2 separate regions of the Mus musculus genome follow, and region 2 is linked to region 1. The links are chromatin loops, found by intact Hi-C in ENCODE. Cell type or tissue: left cerebral cortex. All regions are shown on one strand. Links, peaks and the distances in the headings refer to the core of each region. The heading gives the core; the rest is flanking DNA.

The links. A loop is a pair of places that touch in the nucleus more often than their neighbours do. Peaks named below come from ENCODE experiments on the same cell type or tissue, not always from the same donor. Only the 100,000 strongest peaks of a DNase experiment are listed, where the experiment ranks them.
Region 2: a loop joins it to region 1, with 2.5 times the contacts of the local background. A loop is called at or near these places in 7 of 42 quality-filtered maps.

The regions. Positions count from the first base shown.
Region 1 is chr9:103,495,678-103,504,004 of GRCm38, reverse strand. It overlaps Tmem108 (transmembrane protein 108), which reads left to right. Exons shown (of 6, transcript NM_178638.4): 4 at 3,797-5,203. It overlaps Gm16252 (a long non-coding RNA gene), which reads right to left. Exons shown (of 7, transcript XR_003948081.1): 4 at 8,110-8,327; 5 at 5,589-5,678; 6 at 3,087-3,199; 7 at 648-807. Among named protein-coding and RNA genes, the nearest start is that of Bfsp2, 20 kb to the right of the region's middle. In left cerebral cortex, for the core only: no CTCF peak of the experiment used is centred there; DNase peaks (open chromatin) are centred at 1,858 and 4,126; H3K27ac peaks cover 674 bases.
Region 2 is chr9:103,556,897-103,565,223 of GRCm38, reverse strand. The region is part of intron 3 of Tmem108 (transmembrane protein 108); the gene reads left to right. It overlaps 4932413F04Rik (RIKEN cDNA 4932413F04 gene), which reads right to left and starts at 8,134. Exons shown (of 3, transcript NR_040764.1): 1 at 5,729-8,134; 2 at 2,774-2,852. In left cerebral cortex, for the core only: CTCF peaks have their summits at 801 and 4,832; DNase peaks (open chromatin) are centred at 5,815, 6,338, 6,796, 7,774 and 2 more places; H3K27ac peaks cover 3,165 bases.

The DNA.
Region 1 (8,327 bases), core at 9-8,008:
AGTAACTGATTTGCCCAGTTCTGGGAAACAAAAATTTAGGCCTAGTCTCTGAACTGCCAGTTTAAAACCTGTCATGGAGTCAGCCTGGCTCCCAAAGCTTGTGGACAGTTCTAACAAAGTCTCTTCTCCCCATCCAATCATGTGTTACTTACATAACCTGGAGGAAGCGCACGTGAGTTTTCTAAGTTTCATGAGCTCTCAGAGTATGAGGACATAGTTCAGAGCAAACAGCCACACCACACACACCAACCATCCAAGTGCTGCCAACCAAGCCACACCTGAGTCACTCCACTGTTACAATGAAGAGGTTGGCTTAGGTGAACTCTAGGACCCCTCACTGTGATAACCAAAGTAAGGAACCCCTTGGCACTTGTCTTAGTTAGGGTTTACTGCTGTGAACAGACACCATGACCAAGGCAAGTTTTATTTAAAAAACAACATTTAATTGGGGCTGGCTTACAGGTTCAGAGGTTCAGTCCATTATCATCAAGGTGGGAGCATGGCAGTATCCAGGCAGGCATGGTGCAGGAGGAACTGAGAGTTCTATGTCTTCATCCAAAGGCTGCCAGTGGAAGACTGACTTCCAGGCAACTAGGGTGAGGATCTTATACCCATACCCAGAGTGACACACCCATTCCAACTAGGTCACACCTATTCCAACAAGGCCACACCTTCAGATGGTGCCACTCCCTGGTCCAAGGATATACAAACCATCACAGCACTCCAGAAGAAACTTGAGTATTTATAGTAGCAACGATTGGAGACGATTGGAGACTACATTAAGACATGGAGCAGTAACTTCACAGCCTGCATAGAGAGGAGGAAAACTTCTGAGGAGTCTGGTATCTGAAGAGCAGCAACAGCAGCAAATACAAACTAGAAGCCTCAGGAACTCAGCAAAGGGGTCGGCTGGGATCTAAGCCCCTGCAGGCTCCCAGTGGGGAAACCAGGGGGATTTCTTTCTCTACGCATTTTAAACCCCAGACAGCATAAACCTTGTGTTCTAGAAGGCTGCTGGCATTGTCCTGGAGCCCAGGTGGCTCTCCTTCCCACTGTGTGCCTGTCCCTGGGGCTAGCTGGTCTCTCTTTCCAAACTCTGCTGTTCTTGACTCTGAAGCCAAAACAATATAATGTCCTTGGCTCTAGGGCTCTGAGTACCAGAGACACTCTGTGCTCCAGCTCAGCAATCCTCTGGGGGGACTCTAGCTACTACAGCAGCCACCAAATGGACACAGTTTGTCACCTGCCAGCCCCTGCACTGAAGACCACACTAACTCAGCCACATGGTACCCAGTGGGTATGGACCCAAGCAGCAGCCCTCAGTTAGGAGGGTGTCTGGCGGAGTCTCCTTAAGGCATATGATGCACGGTGCTCCCCATCAACTCACAGCTGCCCTCAGATCAAGTTTTCCCTGTTTTTCCAATCTCAGCCCCCTTGGCTGACTCTCAGATCATCTCCCAGTGTAAACCACTCACCCTCCCCATGCCCTCATCTTCATCTCTCCCCTTCCAGAAGGGTTCTAATACAAAATGCTTAATACTGGGATGCCGTAACAAAATAGCACTCTCTGAAGGGCTTAAAAACCCACAGGTACTTATTTCCTCGAAGCTTCGGAAGGCTGGAAGCTTAAGATCAAAGTAGTTCCAAGGTTGGCCTCTTGTGGTACCAGCGGTTGGCCCTCTGCCCCCACTCCCCACCCCCTGCATCTCTGGCGGCAGTTAACTAGGAAGAACATATGCTTTAGAAATCGTCCTGGTAGCACATGCTGCTGCGACTGTGTGACCGCACACACGTTGCCTTGTCTCCCGGGGCTTTCACTTCCCACCCTGTCAAATGGTTGCTAGGGAGAAAGCAAGCGTGATTCAGGACCGACTTGAATGAGCAGAATGCACTGTGAGTGTGTGGGCTGACTCGTGAATGGAAGCGTAGAAACCCGGCTTGCTTAGGGGGAACCATTGCCTCTGCTAAAAACCAGGTTGCTCAGCCTCCCCGGCATGGGCTTATCTGTGCATATTAGGTCCAAGGGTCATTCCAAAAACCACTACACACCGGGTACTGCTCCAGGCTCTCTGGAGTTCCTCCCTCCCTGCTCCCTTGAGACTAACCAGAGTCTTGCCAGCTCCACCAGACATCAAGAGTCAGAAGCTGGGCCCTGCCTTTCCTACCAGACTCCCCGTAAGACCCAAGCAGGACTCCCACTGCTAGCAACTTTGCTGCCTATCCCAGAATTCGTGTGGGAATCCTACCCACGACACCAGTGCAGCCCCTTGCCCTGCTAGAGCACGGTGAAGTCCAGAAAGGCTCTGAGAGTCGTCAAACAGATGCCTACCCACTTCCTGGGGTCTCACTAAGGTTAAAAGAAATCCAATAACAAAGGAGTGCAGATAAACCTAGAGGTGCTGACACGTCAGAATCAGGCCGTAGAAAATTCCCCTCCATCCAGCATCAGCTGGGACCAGCTCTCCCTGGTTCAGCTCTTAACACTCAGGAGACCAACTTGGAGCAGAATGCTCCTCAAACATAGAAGGTTACCACCACCAGTGACCACCCCTGTGGCGCTGAGCCACAGGGTGTACAGTTATGACATACATGTCATGTAAATAACAACCATGAACAGGTCAGAGCAAAGGGGCACATTGGTCCCTGGATGCTGCAACAGCCAGACTCGCAGCCTGGGATGTGCGAGTTTAGCGGCATATGGTGCTGTGATTATAAGAACCATTTGTATTTAAGAATGCTTTCAAATTAATGGGTTTTTTTTATGCCTTTGCATTTACTCAATAAAGTTATCCACACACATTATTATGCATCCTTTTTTTTTTTTTTTTTGAAAATCATTCAGAAGTGCTCTTCCTACTCAGAAAGACCAAGTAGCACCAGTGACTTTCCCCAAGTTTAGCTACACAAGGAATAACGGGGACAGCACTTGCTGTCAAACTTCCAGCAACCAATGGTCTTCACTGATGAGTGTTTTCTATCCCAGACTGTACTACAATGCTAGGGAAGCTAGATCTGCTTGCCCTGTCTAGACCAGTGCCCTCTTCTGCCCATCACACTCCTATGGCACCAGGGCATCTCTGCCTTACCTCAAGGTCATCCATGGATCTCACAAGAGCTGTTGGTGCTCTGGGGTGCCAGGAACAGAAGCATGGGGCAAGCCGGTCTAAATGAGCAGGGGCCTAACGTTGGCACTTTGTTACTGTTCAAGAAAAGGAGCTCTTAAGCACTTGGGAGGCAAAGGCAGGCGAATTTCTGAGTTCGAGGCCAACCTGGTCTACAGAGTGAGTTCCAGGACAGCCAGGGCTACACAGAGAAACCCTGTCTCGAAAAAAAAAAAATGTAAATAAAGAAGAAAAGGAGCTCTTAGCTCTACCACCGAAGCCTTCCTCGGTTGGCTCTGAGTGGCTCACAGGTCCTGTGGTCCTTGAAAACTCCCCAGCTGCAGGTGACGTAGAAGCAACAAGTGTCCTAGGCTCCCCCTCCCATTCCCAAGGTGATGCACTGAGGTAGAGGGCTGATGCATTCTGGGTAACTGAGGTAACTGGGGAAAGGATAGGATTGGCTGGGCTGAGTCACCTGATGCTGCTATCTTTCCTAATATGTAGCATCCTGCTTCTTCATAGACTTCCCGCAGGTGCACATGCGGTTCTTGAGCCTCAGGGGGCCAGCGTGGCCTAAGGAAAGCCCCAGGTATCCTTCCTACATCCCTGGAGCTTTCTCCAGGTCCTGGGTAAGAAAGATCTGTCTGCGAGCAACACTCTTATTCCTCACCTCTCTCCTCTCTCTCCTCCTCCAGGCTTTCTCCTGACCTTGGCACTGACCAAAGCACTGGTACTCGCTGTCCACGAACCATCTCCCAGGGAATCTCTACAGACCCTCCCCTCAGGCAGCCCCCCAGGCACCATGGTGACAGCACCTCACAGCCCTACCAGACTCTCCTCTGTGCTGACACTGAATCCTACACCTGATGGACCCTCATCACAGGCTGCAGCTACTCTGGAAACTACAGTATCTCATCCAGAAGGGCACCCTCCTACAGACACCACGTCTACAGTGATGGGGACAGCTGCCGTCCCGCATCCCGAAAGTCCTCTGCCCACAGGGTCCCCTCCAGCTGCCATGACAACCACACCCTCCCACTCAGAGAGCCTCCCCCCAGGGGATGCTACCCCCACCACTACCCTGCCAACAAAGCCAGCAGGAACCACCAGCCGCCCCACAGTGGCCCCACGGGCCACCACTCGTCGGCCCCCCAGACCCCCGGGCTCTTCCAGGAAGGGGGCTGGTGGTTCGACTCGCACTCTCACACCCGTACCGGGTGGCCACTTGGCCAGGAAGGAAAGCCAGAGGGGACGAAACCAGAGCTCAGCACATCTGGGGCCGAAGCGTCCTCTGGGGAAGATCTTCCAAATCTACAAGGGTAACTTTACGGGGTCTGCGGAGCCAGACCCCTCCGCGCTCACGCCCAGGACCCCACTCGGGGGCTACTTCTCTTCGACACAGCCCCAGACAGTGTCTCCAGCTACAGCACCCAGAAGCACCTCACGGGTGCCCCCCACAACTTCCCTGGTACCTGTAAAGGACAAGCCAGGCTTTATCAGATCCAACCAGGGGAGTGGCCCCATCCTTACCAGCCCAGGAGGGGAGCCAGCTGCCACAGCAGCCACAGGTGCCCCTGCCAGTACACAGCCTGCCCCAGTGCCTTCTCAGAGCCCTCATGGTGACGTGCAGGACAGCGCCAGCCACAGTGACTCTTGGCTTGCTGTCACACCTGACACTGACAGACCCACGTCTGCCAGCTCCGGGGTCTTCACGGCTGCCACAGGGCCCACCCAGGCTGCCTTTGATGCCACTGTCTCAGCCCCTTCCCCGGGCATCCCTCAGGGACCATCTGCAACCCCTCAGGCCCCAACCCGGCCCTCTGGGGTCTCAGAAAGCACTGTTTCTCCAGCAGAGGAAGAGGCTGAGGCCTCCCCCACGACAACCGACAGGGGCCCCAGACCTCTCTCCACAGTGCTGTCCACAGCCACGGGCAACTTCCTCAACCGCCTGGTCCCTGCTGGGACCTGGAAGCCGGGGACTGTGGCCAACATCTCCCACGTGGCTGAAGGGGACAAACCCCAGCACAGAGCCACCATCTGCTTGAGCAAGATGGATATTGCCTGGGTCATCGTGGCCATCAGTGTCCCCATCTCCTCCTGCTGTGAGTACCCAGCTCTCTCCCCTCCTCTCCTTCCATCATCTTTCCCATCCTCCACATTCTCTTGCCCTTGAGTTAGGCAGCCCCACTGACAAAGAGATAGCAAGGCAGAAATCACGGACCATCCCGGTCTCTGGTCCTGGGTATGGCTCAAATATCCGTGGATCATAAAGCCATAATTCCTAGAGCTTAAGAGATGGGGTGTGTGTGACACTTCACAGGTACCTTTAAGCCAGCCACATGCGTTATAGAAAGAAACACCAAACGAGCTAAGAGACGTGGCTTGCCTAGGATTCAGGTGGCAGGGAGACCTGCAGACCTTCCTGCTTGGAGTTTTGTTGATTAGGCACCAAGACACCATGGGTGGTGGCTGACCATGAAGAGTTACCGGCTATAGCTGGAAGAATCATCACCATCCTCTGCTGTTTCTCCGTCTTGTCTCTTTTTTCTCCTCCCTTCCACGTCTCTCCTCGTTCACCTAAGAAAGAAGGGATAAAGCTTCCGTGTGCCAGAAAGTCCCACCAGCTTTGGCTAAAGCACAGGTCTCAATGCACAGGCTAAATTAAGGCCTTGGAGTCCTGTGGGTTTTAGCTCTTCTCCATCCAGATACCACCCAGCCTGCTTTAACCTCCATAGTTATGTGAGCTCTGTGCACTGTGGACCTGATTATTACAATTCTCTATTCCATGGCAACCAGCGCCTCTCTGCAGCAGCCTGTCCTCTGAAAGAGAGGAGTCAGAGGATATGCTCAGGTCCCATCAAGACCCTGCCACCATGGCCTCTGAGAACCTTAAAACCCCCCTTTATGTCTTCTTATGTCACACTCTGTTCTCAGAGGATCTTTGCTGGACTCGGCTCCACCCTACCCCAAATGGTTACCATTAAAGGTGTCACCTGTGCTTCTCACCCCTCCACACACACACACACACACACAGCCTGTCCTCTGACCTCTGCTTCTCACCCCTCCACACACACACACACACAGCCTGTCCTCTGACCTCTGCTTCTCACCCCTCCACACACACACACATACACACAGCCTGTCCTCTGACCTCTGCTTCTCACCCCTCCACACACACACATACACACAGCCTGTCCTCTGACCTCTGCTTCTCACCCCTCCACACACACACATACACACAGCCTGTCCTCTGACCTCTGCTTCTCACCCCTCCACACACACACACACACACACACACACAGCCTGTCCTCTGACCTCTGCTTCTCACCCCTCCACACACACACACACACACACAGCCTGTCCTCTGACCTCTGCTTCTCACCCCTCCACACACACACACACACACACAGCCTGTCCTCTGACCTTTTGCGTTCTTCCCCACTCTCTTGAAGACCTCAAGTTTGCCTTCTTGTCGTTTGCACCCAGAAGTCCTGAGTAATGTCTTCCAAAACCACATTACTGTCCACTTAACAGTCCCAGAGGCACTGGAATGACTCTCAGGGAGCAATTTCCTTGCCTTATCCATGACCCTCAGCATCTTCTTCTGTATTGCCCAAGCCCGCTACATCTGTGGCCTCTGATTGGTCACCTGGTTCCCCAGGAGGACAGCATTGCACACGTGCCCACCTGTGCCAAGTGGGGGAACACTTTAGTCACACTAACAGAACCTGTGCTGACATCAGCTCTGTTCACAAACAGGCTTCATATCACCCTATGGGTTCATCTTGGTCTTAAATGAAACCCCAAGGCTTCCTTCCCATGGGGAGGCTGTGAAACCAAGCCAACAACACCCTTCCCTCTTGCCACAGGGAAGGCTTAGGCCCTCAACACAGCCAGCTTTCCACCCATCTCCTCTTTACAAGTATCCCCTCTCACAGCTTGCTGGGGAAAAACAACAACAACAAAACTTGTGTTGAGGCTAGAAGGCTACTCCTACTCCAGGACCCAGTTCAGGGAATGCATAGAGTTGGCCATGGGTCAAAAGCTGACTTTGATGCATAGAGTTATCAATTGATCATTCAGCAGACTTCACTGAGGGAATACACACACACACTTGGTGGGTGAAGCAAGCTCTAACAACTTTACACACACATTTGGTGGATGGAGCAAAGCTCCTACTACCTAAGACAAAAATTGTCTGTGTAAGAAAAGGATTACCTTATAGCCACAAGTTGCATATTCTCCAAAAACAACCACCACAATAACATAATTCTTTAAGAACAGATTCATTACACAAAAGGACATTACAGCAGGATTATTGGCTATGTATTCTTCTTGAAACTCAAACATTTCTCATCTATCTATCTCCCCACAAGTTCATTGAAACCCCAAAGCAATAACTCTTTTGTCATTGATTAGCAAAGTTTAAGCAAGCCAGTCTATAGTAGCAAGTGTTTTCCTATGCTTAGCGGATGACAATTTGTATTTGCCAAGAGACAGATCATCTGTCTTACTATTTTTAAAGTCTTGTTCGGCTAATCATCTATCCTATATTCTTATGCTCATAATAGACTTATTTACTCTTTCTCATAACCCTGTCTTTTCATGGTGCAAACAAAACCTATGGCCGCATCCCTAGATCACAAGATCCAGGAGCTCAGAGCCAGGCTAGAATGAATGTTTTCTTTGATCATTAGCTTGTCCCAAGCCTATTTTTCTCTTCCAAGTACCACTACATGCTTGTGACACAGGAAAGCTTGCTGTGTTCCTTGTCTAACTTATGCAGCCCTCACTACTCTACAAGGAGAAGGCAGGTTCTATTCTTAATTCTAACTTTATTATATCTCTCTGCCATAACTTAACCTTAAACCATCTCCTTAAACATTCTATCAACTACCGTAACTTCCTAAAACTATTTAAATCAAATCAGGAATTCTATGAAATCATTAATCCATTTAAATGATATTTTACAAAAGTTCATCTTCATATTTATGTGCAGGAAACTTACTCAGTAGAGTGGGCTGTCTCTCAAGAAGCAATGACAGCAGACTCTATAGGTAGAGAGGGTCTCCCCACACCCACTCACACCTTGCTAGATTCAGAAAGAACCGCAACATCAAGGAGCAATCCAGAGACAAACCCCCTGGGGCTGTGCCTCTCCTAGGTACATCCATCTCAGCTGTGCATAGTGGACCATAGGCTGTGATCCCTGCTTCTGAAATAGGA
Region 2 (8,327 bases), core at 262-8,261, 61 kb before region 1:
GCAGGCGGTCCTGAGTAGCCCACACCACGCCCAGTAGCCCTCGGCTCCTTTAGAGCTCCTCCCCAACCTGTCTCAGCAGTTACCTCTTCTCTTCCTCTGTAGTAGTCCAGAAGTCCCAGAACCTAGCTAATTAATGAAGAGAAAAGACTATGTCAAGGGGACAATAGAAACCAATGTAATTGTCTTCTCCCTCGAGAAAACTAGCTTCCTGGGTCTATCCTAAATTGTTCACCGTAATGTGTGACAGCACCCATTCCTACATTGTCCCTGTCCATGTTCATGTTGGTGACTTGAGTTCAGATCCCCAACACCCATGTAAAAAGCGGAGCATGGACACACACTCACGCATGCACGCACACGCGCGCTCGAATTTCTCCTGCCCCTATGAGACTTTATGAATACTGAAATACTTTCAATGAGAAGCATAGAAAAAAAAACTGAGGTCATCTCTGATTGCCACTTGCAGCTTTCCCGTATTTATGGACGAGACTTCCAGCTGTCAACTACACATCCTTACCTGCATCAGCTTCAGGTTACAGCAAGGGAGCCGTGAGGAGTTCTCTTGGGACCCTGTGGCCCTGAGTTTGCCTGTGTACCCAGCGATGGTGCAGGTAGCCACTGCCCCCAGATCTGTTAGGAGGTGGATCCTATTTTCATATCTTATATTTCCTTCTCCTACCCTGTGTCCTCCTCAGACTGGCGTCTAGCTAATCCCATCCTTCAGTATCCTATGTTGTGTTCAACAACCAAATGCTATTTTCCTCTTCAGCTAAAAACAAGGAGAGCAATCGGACAAATAGCTCCTTGTGGCTGCTTCTGGAATTGCAGGTGGCTGATCAGAAGGCCCATAATATTTTTTTTTTTTAATAATTCACCACTCCAGTCGTTTATATGGGGTGAGTAAATCGTCCCTCCAAAAACTCCTCCTTATGAAGCCCCTTTAAGAAAGAGTCGATGCTGACTGTATCCAGGAATACGAGTGACCTTGCGATTCTATTAACCCAGTAAGGACTCTGTAAACAAAACAAAGCGCTCTGGAGCAGCTGGCTGTTTGACACAATAGTGTGTGTGTGTGTGTGTGTGTGTGTGTGTTTGCTCCCTGAACGAGCTATTGACAAATGAGATCTGACTGGGTCCCTGTCCTCTGGAAGTTGCCATGGAGGTTAATAGAGTCACTTCCAGCTAGCTCATTCTGTTTGTCAGAATATTTTCTTTGGCTCCTTTGTATGGAACTGCTGATCATCTGTGAAGAGGGGGAGTGAGGAAACTATGACATAATTCATGACAATAAAATGAACGCTATAGAGTGGGTATGTGGATTAGATTTCAAAGCAACTGCCCAATCCCACACATGCCCCTACCTAAAAGAAACAGATGTTTGTTAGAGATGGTTTAATTGTAAATTTTGCCCTTGAGCAAAATAAAAATCCCAAGAATCTAGTTTAGGCTTCCATTCAGCCAAGCACACTTGAAATCGAAATATACAGGTCAATAATTTGTTTAACCTTGTTGGACGAGGATAATCACTTTGGTTTGAAAGCAAGCAAGCTCAAGAAAGTTGAATGGAGAGTTCTGCTGCCATGCCATGAAAATCAAAAGTGTGTTTCATGTCCCTACCAGCGTCCCCAGGGAGCCTTGGCCGGGTCTAAGATGAGGGCCGCTAGCCCACAGACTCCACAATAACATCAATTTTAGTTATAGTTTACTCAAGCCCCCGGAGGGAAGGGGGACATTCCTGAAGTCCTTAGTAGGAAACGACATTGACTTCCTGTCCCTATACTCATTTGTAAACTTTACTCAGGCTTAGGTTGGCACCTGTGTCCTTTGTACTCACACATGATTCAGAGTGGTTCAGGGACCCTGGACCTTCCTCACCCTTAACAGATCCTTCCTGGTCCTGCTACAATTGTGCTACAACAGAGCATCTCTATTCTGATACACTGATAAAGCAGAACTCTGTGACACCTGAAGAGCCAGGAGGTAAGAGAGAGATTTGTACCCAAAGAAATCAGATTAAACTTGATGTGGCTTGCTTGATTATTAAAACATAAAAATTTTAGTGTCATCTCTCCTTGAAGGTGAAGACATAAAGGTTTCTTAGGGAGAAAATGTTCGCTAAATACACTCTGCCTTCTGTAATCACCCGCAAGTTTCTTACCAGGGGAGTCAGTCAACCACACGTTATGAATACTTGTGGAAGACTTAGCCTCGGTACTGTGTACAGACTTTTTTCTTACAGCTTCTTAAACAGTATAGGATAACACTCTTTGCACTATATTCGATATTGTAACTAACTCAGATGATTTCGAGCGTCATGAGGATGTTATTAATTATTTGCAAATGCTATTGCACCTCATGTAATGGACTTGAGCAGCCTTGGATGTGGGTGAGGGAGAGAGTCAAGAACCAGTCCTCCACGGACTCTGGGACTCAGTGTACCCCATCAATGCAGGCATCTAAACCAGCTCCCTCTTGTTAGGGGAAATGAACTTGAAACACACCACATTCTACCTGTATCCCTATAGGATGGATATATATATTCTCCTCTTCCTGTATTAAATGCTTAACTTGTATTAGTTTCCTTAATCCCTATGTAAACTAATGCAGTAGAGTGTTCACAGAGCCCGTGACAGGGCTCAGGGTCTAGGAAATTACTGCCAGACCTGAAGACCTATGCTCAAGCCTAGGACCCACATGGTAGAAAGAGAGACCTGACCCCGCAAATTGACATCTGACCTCCACAAGTGCCTTGTGGCCCCACACTAAAACTCACTTCTCCACAAATGATGAACACTCTTTTGTTGCAGGAACAGCAGTAAAATAGACACCAGGTCCTTTCCTGAGGAGGCTGCCTGTGGGAATAGTAGAGAGTAGAAAAGGTTAACAAGAAACATGAAGATCCGTTGTCAAAAGGGGAACAAGGCCTATGGAGAAGTTAGGAAATGGGGTGGAGTAACATGTCAGTCAGCTTTCTGTTACTATGACAAAATACCAGAGTGTGATGGTTTGAATGAGATTGGCTCCCATTTGAATGCTCTGTCATCAGGGAGTGAAACTCTCTGAGAAGGATTAGGAGGTGTGGCCTTGTTGGAGGAGGTGTGTCCTGTTAGAGGAGGTGTGGTCTTATTAGAGGAGGTGTGGCCTGTTAGAGGAGGTGTGGTCTTATTAGAGGAGGTGTGGTCTTATTAGAGGAGGTGTGGCCTGTTGGAGATAGTATGGTCTAATTGGAGGAGGTGTTGTTTTGTTGGAGGAGGTGTGTCACTGGGAATGTACTTTGATCATCTAAAGCCCCACTCTCAGCTCCAGTGCCATGTCTGTCTGTCTGTTTCCCACCAAAATGATCCTGGACTAACCCACTAAAACTGTGAGCAAGTCCCCAGTTAACTGCTTTCTTTATAAGCGTTTCTTTCATCATGGTATCTCTTCACAGCAATAGAACAGTCACTAACACTGAGCTAGTCATGTCATAAGGAAGTGAGACTCAGCCCAGAGGTTTCAGCCATGTATGTTTGGCTTCATTGCTTTGGACCTGAGGTGAGGCAGAACGTCATGGTGGAGAAAGTCCAATGGACAAAGCTGCTTACCTCATAGCAGTTAAAAAGCAAAGAGAGAAACAGGGAAAGGTCTGGGTTCTAGTGTATTCTTCAAGGACACACCACCAGTGAACTAGCTTCCTCCCACTAGGCCCCACCCACTGAAATTCCACCATGTCCCTGTACTGACCCGGATGAGTAGGCTGTTAACAGTTAGGCCTTTGGGAGCATTCTAAGATCCAAGGTGTGACAGGCAGGGAGGTGACATTTCAGACACGGTAAATGAGGAAAAGCATATTAAGATGGCTGCCTGTCAACCTCTTGGCTATCTCTTGATGGAAACAAACCAGATTGCTTGGTTGATGCGTGGTTAAAGTGAAATGAAACCTTTCAGGGCCAGCCTTGACCTAAAGTAACAATAGCAGCGCAAAGGTAGAAGCAACGTGTAGCTCTTATCCACGCAAAGGGAAAAAGCTCTGGGTTTCCCTCACTGCTCACACCCTTTGAACCCTGAACTTACAGTAGATAGGAGCAAAGGTGACAGAAAAAAACTCCAACAGCCCAGCACTGCACCTCAGCTGCAGTGGGAGACAAAGAAGGACCTGGGAATCTCATGCAAATAAGAAGCCATGTTATCGCAAGCAGAAATGTTAAACGGCCGCAGCTAGAACGCTTAGAGCGGGGAAACGGAACCCACACTGCACTAATATGCCAGCTGCTGGCACAGTAACAGCTGAGCAGTACCTTGCCTCTCTGTGTGATGGTTTATAAGAGGAGAGTTGAGGACTGTGAGGGAATTTTTTTTTTCAGTTGAGCCACGTGCAACACTGGGGCAATACTGAAAATGTTCATGGCCATTAGAACTGTCCGTCAGAACAAGCAGCGGTGTGTCTTCCTTCTGAAACCCTTCTAAAAACACTTGTAAATGGAGCTGCCCATAGAAAACAAAGTTTAATTTACCCATCGCTGGAACGTTTAGGTAAAGCTGCAGCCTCATGGGACTCTGGATTCCCATGAGCATAAACCAAGAGAAAACTGAAAGGTTCGTCCATGGCCAGCTTCTCAGCGAGCGTGTGTTGTACCTCAGCTTCCATGTCCCCGATGAGGCCAGCAAGTTCATTTCCGCTCAGAAGCAAGCTCCTTGTCTTACCTGAAACAGCTTCAGCTCCTTGCCTGTCAGCATATGCTCTCTCAGCTCAGGATTCCTGACCAACTATAGCTTGGATCACCCCCGCCCTGTCCCCACCCCAACAAGCTCAGGAACAGTCCCAAGGTAGAGCGCCCCCTGTGGGGGTATTTGGCAGAGCAAGCTCTGCAGTAGCCTTTCGGGCTATCTGAACCCCACCCCCACCCCCACCCCCAGTGACAACAGGAATCTGTGTTTCAGATGAAGATCATGAATGTGTATTTTGATCGGTACCTTGATGATGGGGGGGGGGGAGGTCTTGAAGGGTGAGCCGAGACTCACCAAGCCCACAAAGTGTGGTTAGGTTACACGTGGGCTGTGAGGTGTCTTTAAGAGACCAGGGGCAGTATAAATGTGTTCTTAGGGCTGGAGAGATGGCTTGCAGAGGACCCATTTGGTTCCCAGCAGCAGGTGGGTGTTAACCACCTTTGTAACTCCCATTCCCAGGGATCCATCACCCTCTTCTGACCTCCTAACCTCCATAGGCCCCTACCTGCATGAACATCATTCCCATACAGACAAGCTGGCACGCTTCTATACGGAAATAAGAATAAATATGTTCTTAGTATTTTCATCTTCAAACAAAGGCCTCAGGAAGGTACCTACAGCTTTGCTGTTTAAACCCTAACTGAAGGTAAGGGTTGCTCAGACCTCGGTAGATTCATCACCCTGGTCTGGTTCGGTTCAAAGCTTTCCTTTGTTCTCATCACACCCAACTCTTGTTTGTTCCTTGCTTTGGCATAAGAAAAGTAAGCAGTGGGGCTGGAACTCAGAACACCACTGCTTAAAGACATGGCAAGCAGGACCAAGCCACCCCCAGAATGCTCTGCAATTGGCAATGGGTCTGCAGGACTTTGCTTTGTAGCCTGGCTCCTGGGGGAGCCCTAGACAGTAGTCCTGACATTTTCCCCAGCGTTGTTCCCACACTTTAAAGCACCCGGCCTGGCCTCCTCGGCCTGGCCTCCTCATTCTCTTCTGCCGCTCCCCTGCTGTGGAATCCTGTTCTCACCATGAATTTGCTGAAGAGAGGATTTTCAGGAGCTCTGAGCTTGGGATAGGCAGTGCTTGGCTCCCAGTGCCAGTTCATGTATTCTTTTCTTACTTCAAGTGACTCCATGCCACATCCTGACTCTGTGTCTCAAGTCTGGTCCTATTAACTGTTACCAAAAGCACGATTCACTTCCTATAGCCGGAATACTGCACGGAATCTTTGACACCTTGATAAGAGTGTCAAATACCATAAACGGTGATGGGCGTTTTGTTTCTGAAGGACAACAGCAAACAAGGCCTTGTGTACTTCAATCTTGTACTCTGCTGCTTTTTCTAAGGCACAGAGAGGTGTCAGTTTGCCAGTGGGTACCTTTCAGAAAATGTTAGCGCACAATTGAGTTTACACACAAACCATCTGCATTCATCAGAGCAGCCAGCCTGCCACTGCCTTCAGCAGTGAGACCCACACACAGAGACACAGAGTCCGTTGTGCCTGCCTTCAGACTTCTCCCTTTGAATCTATTACTTCTCCACATTCCTCAAAGGCAGAAGGCTTCTTTGTATCTGTCCCCTAACACATGCCTAACACAGGGCTCCGTACATGGGGAGCCCTTGACAAATGTTGACTATTAAATGAACAAGGTTGGATACCAGCCAGTGCTGGATTAGATGCAGAGTTCCGGCCAACGATGAGTGCGGTACATATTCACTTGGAACTGGAATGGATCTTAAGGATTCATCTCACCAACTTCCTGTGTTTAGTCAGAGCCAATTTTTAAGCACCTAACAAATTAGGACTCTGTATATTCAGCTCCTGAGTTGGCGATGGAATGGTTCTGCCAGCTAACCCATCAGCACGAGCATCCTAGGTACAACCTGCGCCCACCTCCTCTTTCTGCACTTACAGGAGTCGAACATGCCTGGATTTTTTTGTAGAGGAGTTTTTGTGTTACTGAAGACTAGTCTTGTTAGCAATATCTGGTCTGCTTCAGATTAGAAGCGGGGACTGTCAGCTCAGACTCTAGGAGAAAAGCTACAAGACGGTCTATGTGAATTTTAGAACCACTTCCAACGACAGCTGGTGATGTGGCAATCAGATTCCACACACTGGGAGAGAATCTGCAGGCTGGAAGACTGCCATCTTTTGCCAAAGATAGACCTGAGCAGTATGCAAAAGGTCTCAAATGCATTGTGTTTGAATATTAACTTCCCACTCCCCGAAGTGTTTGGTCCTCTGTGCCTTATGTGAATTGAACGAATTTAATTTACTAGAATTGCTTTGCTGGATAATAAGCATTTGTATTTCTCCTTTTTATACAAACAGTAGTATCTTCTGACAGGGAAAAAAAGGAATCATATAGAACACAAGGAAGAAAGCTTTATTGTCCAATAAAAATGTTCCTCAGAGCTGTTGAGAGTGGATGGCAACATTAATCTACAATTCTTTCAATGTCTCATAGGAATGTCATTATAAAAAAAAAAACTGAGCCATTTTTGTATTAGTTACTTTGCTTTTTTAAAAAATAGCAAATTAAAGCCAAGGAAGACTCTAAGACACAAAAATCCATGGCTGTATGTCGCAGACATAGCCCCCGAGATGACTTACCTCAAGAAGTTTTCTCTACTTCCTTCAAATATGATTATTTCCAGGCAATTTGATTTAAATACCGCTCTAAAGATTGTTTGTGGAGATGGGAGATTGCCTTCCTGCAATGATTCTCTTATCTGTAGAAGGATAGAAGCAATTTCATTCCCAAGGAACAAGGAGAGGTATTTTTATTGTTTGCCTTATTTTGTAAACTTCTAATGTCATTGATAGAGACTAATTAAAACAATGTTTTAATCTATTAAATGGCCACTACAAAGACAGTGATGTTCTGGACGTGACCAGTGAGCCCGTTGTCCTTAACAGAGGCGGCTGATTCACAATCGAGCTGATTCACAATTGAGCTAGTTTGGGTTGATGAGAAGACCATAGTCTGTGCTTCTAATCCAGTCCAATCCGGCTATGTCTGATTCTTGGGCAGCAGCAGAAGGGGAGATGGGAGGGAAGGAGGGGAGGACGGTTCCATTTAGCTAATGCAGCCCTGTCATATTGCTTTTCTCGTCATCAGTAAAACTTAGAGTCTGATGGCCTAGAGCCTGTGCGCAGAATCAGGCAGGCAGGAGGAGAGCAACACGGCTTCAGATGGGTGTGCCCTGAGCAGTGCCTGGTCTAAATTCTAACGCCGCTGTTCCGTCACGTGACCAACGGCCAGTTAGGTAGCTGCTTGGCTCCGAGTTTCCTTATTTGTACCCAAAGATGTAGATAACTCTTGGGTCAACCTGAAAGGCAGTAAGCGTAAAATGAAGTGATATCCTGAAAGATTTCTGTGCGCTACCATGCTCGATGTCAGCGTCGGTTTACCTGTGATCTAGAAAGTTCCCCCCCCCCTTCCCTTTTCAGGTAGAGAGCGGAAGTGAGCTGTCATTTGCCCCTAAAACATTCTCTTGCATAACTGAGCCTTGGCTCGTGGACATTCCAGTCACTACTTACAAGTCCCCCTGCCCCATGTAGAGAAGCAGGGTTACCACAGGCTGCTGGACAGCTGGGTTACACACACCTTGCCTCATCCGTT